Linked DNA regions of Homo sapiens: region 1 is linked to region 2. Evidence: read pairs that join two places in POLR2A ChIA-PET (ENCODE). Cell type or tissue: Caco-2. All regions are shown on one strand. Each heading gives the region's core, and the rest is flanking DNA. Links, peaks and the distances in the headings are about the cores only. Region 1 has its middle 7.1 kb from the start of CD109-AS1. Region 2 overlaps RIMS1 (regulating synaptic membrane exocytosis 1).

Region 1 (5,383 bases), core at 90-5,089, 1.5 Mb after region 2:
TTGTTGATGTCCTCTCTATTTTTCCTTGAAATTTATTTGTTGAAGGAATTGGATTATTTGTTTGATAGTGTTTTGCACAGTCTGAATTTTGCTAATACATCTGTGTGATGTTTAATACGTTCCTTCACATTTCCTTGCAAATTGGCATTTAAATCTAGAAATTTAATCAGATTCAGTTTAGAATTTTTGGCAAGACCACTTCTTAGGTGGTGCTTTGTTCTACTGGGCGGCATATAGTATCTGAATATCTCCCTTTGTGATATTAGCAGCCATTTATGATCACTGCTGAGTCTATACAATCCAATGTGGTAGCTATTAGCCACATGTGGCTACTTAAAAATATAAATTAAATTAAATTAAATTAAAAATTCAATTTCTCAGTTATATCAGTCCTCTCTCTTTCTTTCTTTTTTTGAGACAGAGTCTTTCTGTGTTGCCCAGGCTGGAATGTAGTGGCACAATCTCAGCTCACTGCAAACTCCGCCTCCCGGGTTCAAGTGATTCTTCTGCCTCAGCCTCCTGAGTAGCTGGGATTACAGGTGCCTGCTGCCATGCCCAGCTAATTTTTGTATTTTTAGTAGAGATGTGGTTTCACCATGTTGGCCAGGCTGGTGTTGAACTCCTGACCTCAAGTGATCCACCCGCCTGGGTCTCCCAAAGTGTTGGGATTATAGATGTGAGCCACTGCACCTGGCCTATCAGTCACATTTCAAATGCTAAATAAATTCATGTTGGTTATAGCTACTGTATAAGATACAGAACATTTCCATCATCACAGAAAGTTCTATTGGACAGCATTGGTCTAGATCTATTAATTCACAAAGAGTAGTGATATGGTGCTATTCTAACATTAATTTTACATTTATTAGTTGGAAAACTATAGAGAGAAATCCCTCATATCTACTATTTGGTTACCCAGTGATCAGTTCACGTAGGAAAGGCAGGATAAAGGTTAATTCTTTACCTTTAATGAGTTCATATTGCAGCATCCTCCAAAAGTGAATAACTAAAAAAAACCATGCATGATTTTAGACATTGGATACTCCTTCCTCCCTTCAGTCTTTCTTTCCTTCCTCTTTCTTTCTCTTTCTCCTCTCTCTCCTTCCTTCCTTCTTTCACATGCATGCTCTCTCTCTTCCCTTCTTCCTTTCCCCCTCCCCTTCCCTACCCTCCCCTCCCCTCTCCTTCCCTCTCCTCCCCTTCTTTCCTTCCTTCCTTGATAGGCTAATTGTCCTTCATGGAAACATTGTCTTGATGAACAGAACACAGCTTTTGGCAAATTTTGCTAACTGTCTGTGGTAGATTGAATTATTTGTCCCAATTTTCTCCCATCCATATCCTTTCCCACATAATTAAGTTTGCAGTTCCTCTAACCAAAAGGTGGAGTATTCTACCCATCCTTGACTTGGTCCTTGACCATGAAACTTGCTCTGGGCAACAGGATCTTCACAGATGTCAAGTAAACAGGGACCTAAAATGTGCTTGAGCAGTGGGGCTTGTTCTCTTGTGCTTCTACCATGACCGCAAGAAGGACGTGCTTTTCCCAGACTACTGTTCCAAGGAAAAGGAGAAACACAAAGTGGGAACTGCCTCAGCTGGCCTGCAAACTTGGGATCTGAAGCAAAAGTTTATTGTTGGTGTGATTTTGAGGTTGTTTCTTTGCTTATTAATAGATTAATAAGTTTACAAATTGTCCCATTAGGTGAGAAACTCCCAACTGGCATTGGCAGATGTCATCTCAGATTAATGTATCTTCCCCAGATAGTACTTTGCTGTTCAAAATATAGTAATTAAAATCATGCACTAGAAGAACACTAGAAACTTTGTAAGAACTCAAATTAATTGTGATTTCTTTTTGTCTGGTAGATTTTTTTTGGAAAACATACCTTTGCTTTTACTATTTATGATAATATATTAGTATTTTAATTTCTAATTGGCTGTTGTGCAATAAAAAATACACATATTGGTCTCTGCCCCCCAGTCCCTGGCACAGAGTTCTTAAAACTCTTGTAGTTTCCTGAGCAATAGGAGTGCTAGGAGAATCTTTCATTCTAATGTTTGGTTTCTGCTCTGGTTCTTGAAACAGAGTTCTTAATACTCTGTTAGATAGGGGTGCTAGGAGAATCTTTTGTTCTAATATTTGGTCTCTGCTCTGGTTCCTGACACAGAGCTCCAAAGACATTTGTAATTTCCTAAGTGTTAGCATCTGACACAGAGCTCCTAAATCCCTTGGAATTTTCTGTGCGATGAGAGAGTCTTTTGTACTAATGAGGTAACTCTTGGTAGGCTGCTGGATAGAGGCTGGTCACCAGAAAGACCAAGCTATGATTAGAAGCCTGGAACTTCTAGTGCACCCTCATCCTCTGGAGAGGGGAGAAGGGCTGGAAATGGCATTAATAATTATTTCTACTTGATGAAGCTTCCATAAAAATTCCTGGATTATAGGGTTCTGAGAGTTTTTCTTTGTTTTTTTTTTTTTTTTTTTTTTTTTTGAGACAGGGTCTCCTTCTGTCACTCAGGCTGGAGTGCAGCGGTGTAATCAAGCTCACTGCAGCCTCAATCTCCCAGACTCAAGTGATCTTCCTACCTCAGCTTCCTAAGTAGCTGGGACTACAGCCACGCACCACCACATCTGGCTAATTTTTTTGATTTTTAGTAGAGACAAGGTTTTGCTATGTTGCCCAGGCTGGTCTCGAACTCCTGAGCTCAAGCAGTACTCCTGCCTTGGCCTCCCAAAGTGCTGGGATTACAGGCATGAGCCACCAAGCCCAGCTGCTTCTGTTAATTAATTAATTAGTTTATAAATTATTCCATTGGGCGACATCTTTCAACTTCCAAACTAGAATTGGCAGAGGTCATTTATTATACCCTTTATTAATAAACTGGGAAACATAGTTTCCCTGAGTTCTGTGAGCTGCTCTAGCAAATTAACCAAACCCAAGGATGGGATTGTGGGAACCCCAATTTATAGCTGTTGGATCAGAAGCACAGGTCACAACCTGAGTTTGTGATTGGCATCTAAGGTTGGGGGCAGTCTTATGGGAAGGAACCCTCAACCTAGGGGATCTGCTGCTATTTCCAGGTAGTTTGTGTTGGGATTGAATTGACTTAGAGGATGCTCAGCTGAGTCTGCTGTAGAATCTGCCAGAGAATTGATTGCTTGGTCAGCATGGGAGAAGCTCTTCTATGCATTTTGGTGGCCAGTGTGTTATATTGAGTGTATAAAAGTGGGAAAACCACTTTGGTTCAGTTTTTCTTATATCCTTACACTACTTTATAGTCTTAATATGCTTATGACATATTTCTTGATCCAAGAAAACTGTAGACACATTTTTTTTTTTTACTTTATAAGGCTCTTAGTGTCTCAGTCAATGCTTTAATTCTTCATCCCTCTTTGACTTTGTAAGTTTTTGTCATCTGTGCTCTTTTCAAGTATTAACACCATTTACATTGTTTTGTAAACATTGTGTATTTCACATATTTCATCAAATCTAAGATACACCACTTACTTTAATACCAAGAAAGAAAATTTATTGTCAATTATTATTATGATACCATTGATTATAAGATCAGAAATGTTACAAATGTGAAAAACATATATTTTAGAAATGGTGAAACAGTGTAATTAAATCTTCTTTGTCAATTCTTTTATTCTGTTATAAATCAGTAAACCATACTTACATCAACACAACTAATTATTTTTCACTGCAAAGCCAACTAATGAATCATGATATATTCTTTTTTATTCAGTGTTTGCTTTTCCCTTGAATTTCTAAATTCCCTTCCTTTTTACTGCACTATTTTACTTTATCATAGTCTCAGTTTTCTTGTATTTCATTATGTACATCTATTCGATTAAGATCCCTTTTATTTCCCTTAAGAGCTTACTCCTGGAATTTTTCCTATTAGAAGTTCTCTCTTCATTTTTTTCTGGGGTTATATATACATTTCCCTTTTTCTTGGCTTATTTCACTTCGTTGCTAAATATGTCTTCCTAAAGTAACTTCCTAAAATGAATTTGTGAAAGGCGAAGTTTCTGAGCCATTCCATTTCTGAAAATGTTTTTATTCCTTTTGTTTGTTTTATTATGCAGGTGATAAACATTTTTTTTGTTTGTTTTTTTGAGACGGAGTTTCGCTCTTGTTGTCCAGGCTGGAGTGCAGTGGTGTGATCTCGGCTCACCGCAACCTCCGCCTCCCAGGTTCAAGAGATTCTCCTGCCTCAGCCTCCTGAGTAGCTGGGATTACAGGCATGTGCCACCACGCCTTGCTAATTTTGTATTTTTAGTAGATACGGGGTTTCTCCATGTTGGTCAGGCTGGTCTCAAACTCCTGACCTCAGGTGATCTGCCCGCCTCGGCCTCCCAAGTGCTGGGATTACAGGCGTGAGCCACCGTGCCCGGCTGCAGCTGATGAACATTTTATTTAAAAAAGGTTTGTAAAACATGAGGAAATGCTTATGATGGAATAATTAAATGGGAAAAGTAGGACACAAAGCACAAAGTTGTATTATATTTATAACATAATTACTCTTTAAAAAAGATACCAGCAAATTATGTGGAGAAAGAAAGAGAGGAAGGAAACACAACAAAATGAAATAATGCTTGTCTCTGGGTAGTGGTAAGACTGTAGCAGATTTTTTTTTCTCATCATCTTTCTACATTTTGTGTACTGAGCAGCTACTCTACCTGACCTCTCACCCCTTCTCCAGGGGAATAGATAGGGTCACCTTCATGTTTCTGCCGTGTTCCTCCCCTCTTCCCTTTCAGCCACCCACCTGCTCTCTGCTTTCCTGCTCTTCTCCCCGGCCACCAGAACCCACAGGCAATTAACACTTTCTGGACAAAGAAGGAGCCAAGGTTTTCCCCATCATTTTTCTAAAGGCAAAAGTGCATGGCTAGGGAGGGAGACTAGAAAGGCAACTAACTGCTCCCTGCCAGTCCTGGTCTCACCCCTTCCAATGTCCATCTGATTGGGGCCTGGACTCAGGTGGCCCCAGGAAAGCCTCCAGCTGGTGTTATGGACAGAGCAGACTATAAAGGGGAGGTGGGGTACCCCATACACCTGTATTTTTTACTTTCTGAAGCTTGGTTTAGAGTGCTAGGCAGTTGGGAACACTTGTCCATACTGTTACTAATGTGCCAGTTCACTTTGTGGGTTCAGGGCCACAGTCAGGCCTGTAGCTCCTTTAGTTCTCAGAGGCTCTCTTCCTTCAGTTTTTCTGAATTGTGGGCCAAATGTACATGAAGCTCTGGACAAAGGACACCAGCTTCTCCTGCAGGTTACTCATGACATGGAAGTTGGAGGTGGTAAGATGGACATGGGTTCCACTTCTCAATCAGTTTTTCTTTATTCTTACCCACATTTAGCTTTTCTCCCCTGGC
Region 2 (5,383 bases), core at 312-5,311:
GCCTCCTAAAGGATAGCTGCTGGCTACAGTGCAAGTAGCAGAGGCAATGTGGAGGAGAAAAGGCTGGTGAGGTGGTGAAGGGACAGGTTACATTTTATAGCTTTTATTGTAGGTGAAAGGGAAGCCACTGAATATTTAAACAGGGACGAATATGATCAGATTATTTACTTTGATTGATTCATTCAAAAATGTATTCATGGGCAAACATGAAGCTATGCACTGGGAAAAAGTGTTGACAAAGAAGACAGAGCCCTTATCTTCATGAGGCTCATGATTTTGGGGCCAGGACTTTTGTTAGCACCTAGACTGGGCTTATTGTTTTTGTATGTGTAACCATTACTTGGAGAAAGGAGGCTCCAAGGAAAGCTTTTGAACCCCTTTTCAAGCAAAGCCCATACAGTAAAAGATCAAGGACTTCAAAGTTAAATAGGTCTGGATTCTAGTCCTGGCTCTGCCACAATAGGCAGTAAAAACTCACTTGCAGGGTTGTGGCAGGTATTAAAAGAGAACATGTGTTCCCAAGCTGGCACATAGTAGGCTTTCAGTGAATGTAGCTATTATTCAAGCCAGTAGTCATTGTGTATTTACTACAGATAAACACTGTGCCAGGAACCAGAGGGCATAAAGATGATTAGAACATACATGGTCCCTTTTCTGACAAATCCTAGGGAAGAGACCACACACTATTCTAGGGAAGACAGACACCTAGGTAATTAACAAGGATGCTAATTTGATCAAAGCTAGGCAATATGTATAGTATTTTGAGAGCCCTAGGAAAGAGGAAGTGACTTCTCAATTAAGCTTTGTAAGATACTCAGGAGTTGTAGGGGAGCTACACAGCGTATAAGAGGGCAGTACAAGAGAATGAGTGTTACTAAGCTATTTGGAGAAAGGATAGAAAGGACACCAGAGATATCTCAGGGAACGTAGAATTAATAGCATTTGGTGACAAATTGTTGTGGGAGAAGAAGAGACAAAAATACTGAAGCTGCAGTTTGGAACTGGTTGGAAGATGATATCTTTAAATAAGATAGAGAATTTGGAGCTGTAAAGTTTCTAAAGAGAAAAGAGTTCTGTTTTTGACATATAGTGAAAAACTATAAAAATTTCAAGAACAAGGGCTGAATAGATACTTTTTGTTCTGACTTTTTAGTTAAAATTTGAAGAAGATTGATAGGGACAAATAACTTTACTAATGATATAAATTCACAGGAAAGCAATGAGGAATTGGGAAGTACAGAAGCAGGAAGAGAGGTGGCCAGTGTAAAGAGCTGGGCAACTTCAGGGAGAAGCAAGATTGAAAGAGACACTGTTTATTTGTTTTAAATTACTGAAGAATTCTTGACCGTATTTTGTACTGTCAAGGAGTTAGAAACAGAAAATTAAAGGTAGAGATGAGAAAAAGTATAATTAGTAGAGCAAAGAATCAGAGACACTGGAGAACTCCTTCCATTTGCATGACACTCTACCCTTTCATAAAACATCTTCACAGATGGTGTCTCTAATCCTCACATGAACCTTGCAAGGTAAGTATTTTTCAGCATTTCAAGAAAAGTAAATTGATTCAATGTAAACTTCTAACAAGAGCAACTATGCTTCAATGAGCTGCTAAATGTAGTACAAGCATGACACTCTTATGAAAACTATATTTGGTAATAATTAATATGTGTTCCCATTAGATCCCTTACCTTGTAAAATTCCAACACCCTTACAGTTCCACCTTCAGATCCAAATCCCTATAACTAATTATTGTAACTGAAATGATTTAAGACTGGAATGAGAAGAAAACATGTTTTTTATGTCTAGTCTTTATAAATTGCTCTCCTTGACGTTCCTTTGTATATCATAGAAAGAAGACCCCAGGGCTTTCCGAGCAGAATGGCAAAGGAGCCCTGAAGAGCGAGCGGAAACGCGTGCCAAAGACCTCAGCGCAGCCCGTGGAGGGGGCCGTCGAAGAACGGGAGCGCAAAGAAAGGCGGGAAAGCCGAAGGCTTGAGAAAGGGCGATCACAGGATTACCCAGACACGCCGGAAAAACGGGATGAGGGCAAAGCGGCGGATGAGGAAAAGCAAAGAAAAGAGGAGGATTATCAGACCAGGTACCGCAGCGACCCGAACCTAGCTCGGTACCCGGTGAAACCGCCGCCTGAGGAGCAGCAGATGCGCATGCACGCCCGGGTGTCCCGCGCCAGGCACGAGCGGCGCCACAGCGACGTGGCGCTCCCGCGCACCGAGGCGGGCGCGGCGCTGCCGGAGGGCAAGGCCGGCAAACGCGCGCCGGCGGCAGCCAGGGCCTCGCCGCCGGACTCGCCGCGGGCTTACTCGGCTGAGAGAACTGCGGAGACCAGGGCGCCGGGCGCCAAGCAGCTAACGAACCACAGCCCGCCGGCGCCCAGACATGGGCCGGTTCCCGCAGAAGCCCCGGAGCTCAAAGCCCAGGAGCCCCTCAGGAAGCAGAGCCGCCTGGACCCCAGCTCGGCGGTCCTCATGCGGAAGGCCAAGCGCGAGAAGGTGGAGACCATGCTGCGGAACGACTCTTTGAGCTCAGACCAGTCCGAGTCGGTGCGGCCGTCCCCGCCCAAGCCGCACCGGTCCAAGAGAGGCGGCAAGAAGCGGCAGATGTCGGTGAGCAGCTCTGAGGAGGAGGGCGTGTCGACGCCCGAGTACACCAGCTGCGAGGACGTGGAGCTGGAGAGCGAGAGCGTCAGCGAGAAAGGTAAGGGGGCGGCGCCGGCCGTGCGGGGACTTCAGCCAAGTGAAGAGGCGTGGGCAGAGGTGCAGGTGCTAGGCTAGTTGCTGGGTTCAGCATTGAGGCTGGGAATGCTCACAGATAAGATAGCGTTACCGCCAGTGGAAGGTCTTATTTTTATTAATTTAATTTTATTGATTGATTTGTGGGATTTTAAAACACAACAAGCTCCAAACTTAGGCTACAAAAGTTCTTGGTGATTTTGCATTCTGTCATTCTGGTAAATTTGGTATGCAGTCTAATATTTTTAAGATATTATTTTAGAGTGGATTTATTATTCTGTGAAAAACAATTTGTTTGCTAGAAAATGAAAATTATGCCTTATAAAGGAAGTAGACATTAAAAAAAAACCACATCAGTTACGTAATATTACAGTTGCAAAGGTAGTTTTTTTTTTTTTCAAACTTCAAATTAACCTTTCTCACAATTTGTGAACAGATTACAGTTTATTCTTGGACAATACGGATTTGAACTGCATGGGTCCACTTATATATGGATGTTTTTTCAATAAATATACTGGATTTTTTTTTTGAGAATTGCAGCAATTTTAAAAACTTGTGGACGAACCGGGTAGCCTGGCAATATTTTAATAAAATAAGAAAAAGTTAGGTATGTCATGAATGCATACTATATATATAGATACTAGTCTGTTTTATCATTTGCTATCATAAAATGTACATGAATCTATTATAAAAAGTTAAAAATGATAAAACCTTAAACACACACTTATAGACTACGTGGCGCCATTTGCAGTGGGAAGAAATGTAAATATGTAAACATGCGGTATTAAATCATAGCTGCATGAAATTAACTGTAGTGCATACTGTATTACTGTAATAATTTCCTTAGCCTCTTCCAGTGATTTTAGTGTTGCGAGCACCACTTTAAAATGCCCTGTGATGCTTATCATCTCCCTTTGAGCAGTTTCTTTCTCCAGTAAATTGCGTGGTATCTTGTGGTTCTCACGTATTTTTTGTGATGTTTAGTGCAATACCATTAACTTTGAATAATACCATGAGACCCATACAGAGTGTCATTAGTGACACTAGAAGTGCTCCCAAGAAGCAACGTCATGACATTACAAGAAAAAGTTGAATTGCTTGATGTGTACCGCAGATTGAGGTCTGCAGCTGCAGTTGCCCACCATTTCAAGATAAATTCAACCAGTGTAAGGACTATTGTTGAAAAAGAAATTTGTGACGCTGTTGCTGCAGCTACGTCAGCAGGAGCAAAACCCGTGCACTTTTTGTGAAAAACTTTTATCTTGCCTTAAAAATGCAGCTTTTATGTGGCTGCAGGATTGCTATAAAAATGTGTATCTATAGACTCTAATATTAGGAAAAAGCAAAGTCGTCATATAACAAAGCAGAAGGATAGTCAAGGACCTAAAGCTAGAGAATTTAATGCCGGAAAAGGATGGCTTGATCATTTAAGGAAGAGGTTTGGCTTTTAAAAAATGTCAAAAGTAGAAGCAGCTTCTGTGGACCAGCAGAGACGAGTTCTAGATGCCATTAAGAAAATTATTGAGGAGAAAGGATATGTGCCTGAACAGGTTTTTAATGCAAGGTGCTTTATTCTGGGAAAAAAAAAAAAGTGCCAAAAAGGACATTTAGTAGTAAGGAAGAGAAGCAAGCACTAGTATTTAAGGCAGGAAGGGTTAGGCTAGCTCTACTGTTTTGTGCAAATGCAGTAAGGGCTGCCTCTATGTATAAAACTATTAACCCCCTGAGTGTTGAAGGGAAAAAATAAACAATAACTGCCAGCCTTTTGGTTGTACAAGAAGGCCTAGACAAGAGTTATTTTCCTGGACTAGATACATGGATGTTTTGTCCCTGAAGTCAGGAAGAACATTGCTAGTAAGGGACTGTCTTTTAAAGTTCTTTTTATATTGAACAATGCCCCTAGCTACCCAGAACCCCATGAGTTCAACACGAAAGGTGTTGAAGTGGTCTACTTGCCTTCAAACACAAAGATTCCAGTTTGGCTTCTGGACCTTAAAGGCTCATTTGACATAGTACTGTATGGACAAGATTGTAACACTGTGGAAGAGAACCCCGATAAATAGAATATCATGAAAATCTGGAAGGATTACACCATTGAAGATGCCATCGTTGTTATAGAAAAAAAACATGAAAGCCATCAGACCCAAAACAATTCATTCCTTCTAGAGAAAATTGTATCAGATGTTGTGCATGACTTCACTGGCAAATCAAGGAAATCATGAAAGAGATTGTGGATATGATGAAAAAAAAAGGTGTGGGGTGAAAGGGTTCTAAATATAGATTCCAGAGTTAATAGACACCACACCAGAGGGATTAACAGAAGATAACTTGATGGATGAGTGCTTCTTAAGCAATGACAGACACTGAGGAAGAAGAGGTAAAAGAAGCAGTGCCAGAAAACAGATTGACATTAGACAGTCTGGTAGAGGGTTCCTGTTGTTCAGGACTCCTTTTGACTTCTTTTACCACATGGATCCTTCTATGATAGAGACAATGACACTAAAGCAAATGGTGGAAAAAGGATTGGTACCATACAGAAACCAATTTTTAGAGAAACAAAAAAGCAAAAATGTCAGACAGAAATTACTATGCATTGCCATAAAGTTACACCAGGTGTGCCTGCCTCTTCTGCT

Evidence for each region. Peaks named below come from ENCODE experiments on the same cell type or tissue, not always from the same donor. Only the 100,000 strongest peaks of a DNase experiment are listed, where the experiment ranks them.
Region 1: POLR2A ChIA-PET joins it to region 2 with 11 read pairs; 2 of 35 experiments call an interaction of 5 or more read pairs at or near these places.

The regions. Positions count from the first base shown.
Region 1 is chr6:73,686,296-73,691,678 of GRCh38, forward strand. It overlaps a transcript of CD109 not described here. Among named protein-coding and RNA genes, the nearest start is that of CD109-AS1, 7.1 kb to the right of the region's middle. In Caco-2, for the core only: no CTCF peak of the experiment used is centred there; no DNase peak of the experiment used is centred there.
Region 2 is chr6:72,180,435-72,185,817 of GRCh38, forward strand. It overlaps RIMS1 (regulating synaptic membrane exocytosis 1), which reads left to right. Exons shown (of 34, transcript NM_014989.7): 6 at 1,850-2,715. Among named protein-coding and RNA genes, the nearest start is that of RIMS1, 300 kb to the left of the region's middle. RefSeq lists an enhancer at 2,626-2,765. In Caco-2, for the core only: no CTCF peak of the experiment used is centred there; a DNase peak (open chromatin) is centred at 2,587; H3K4me3 peaks cover 895 bases.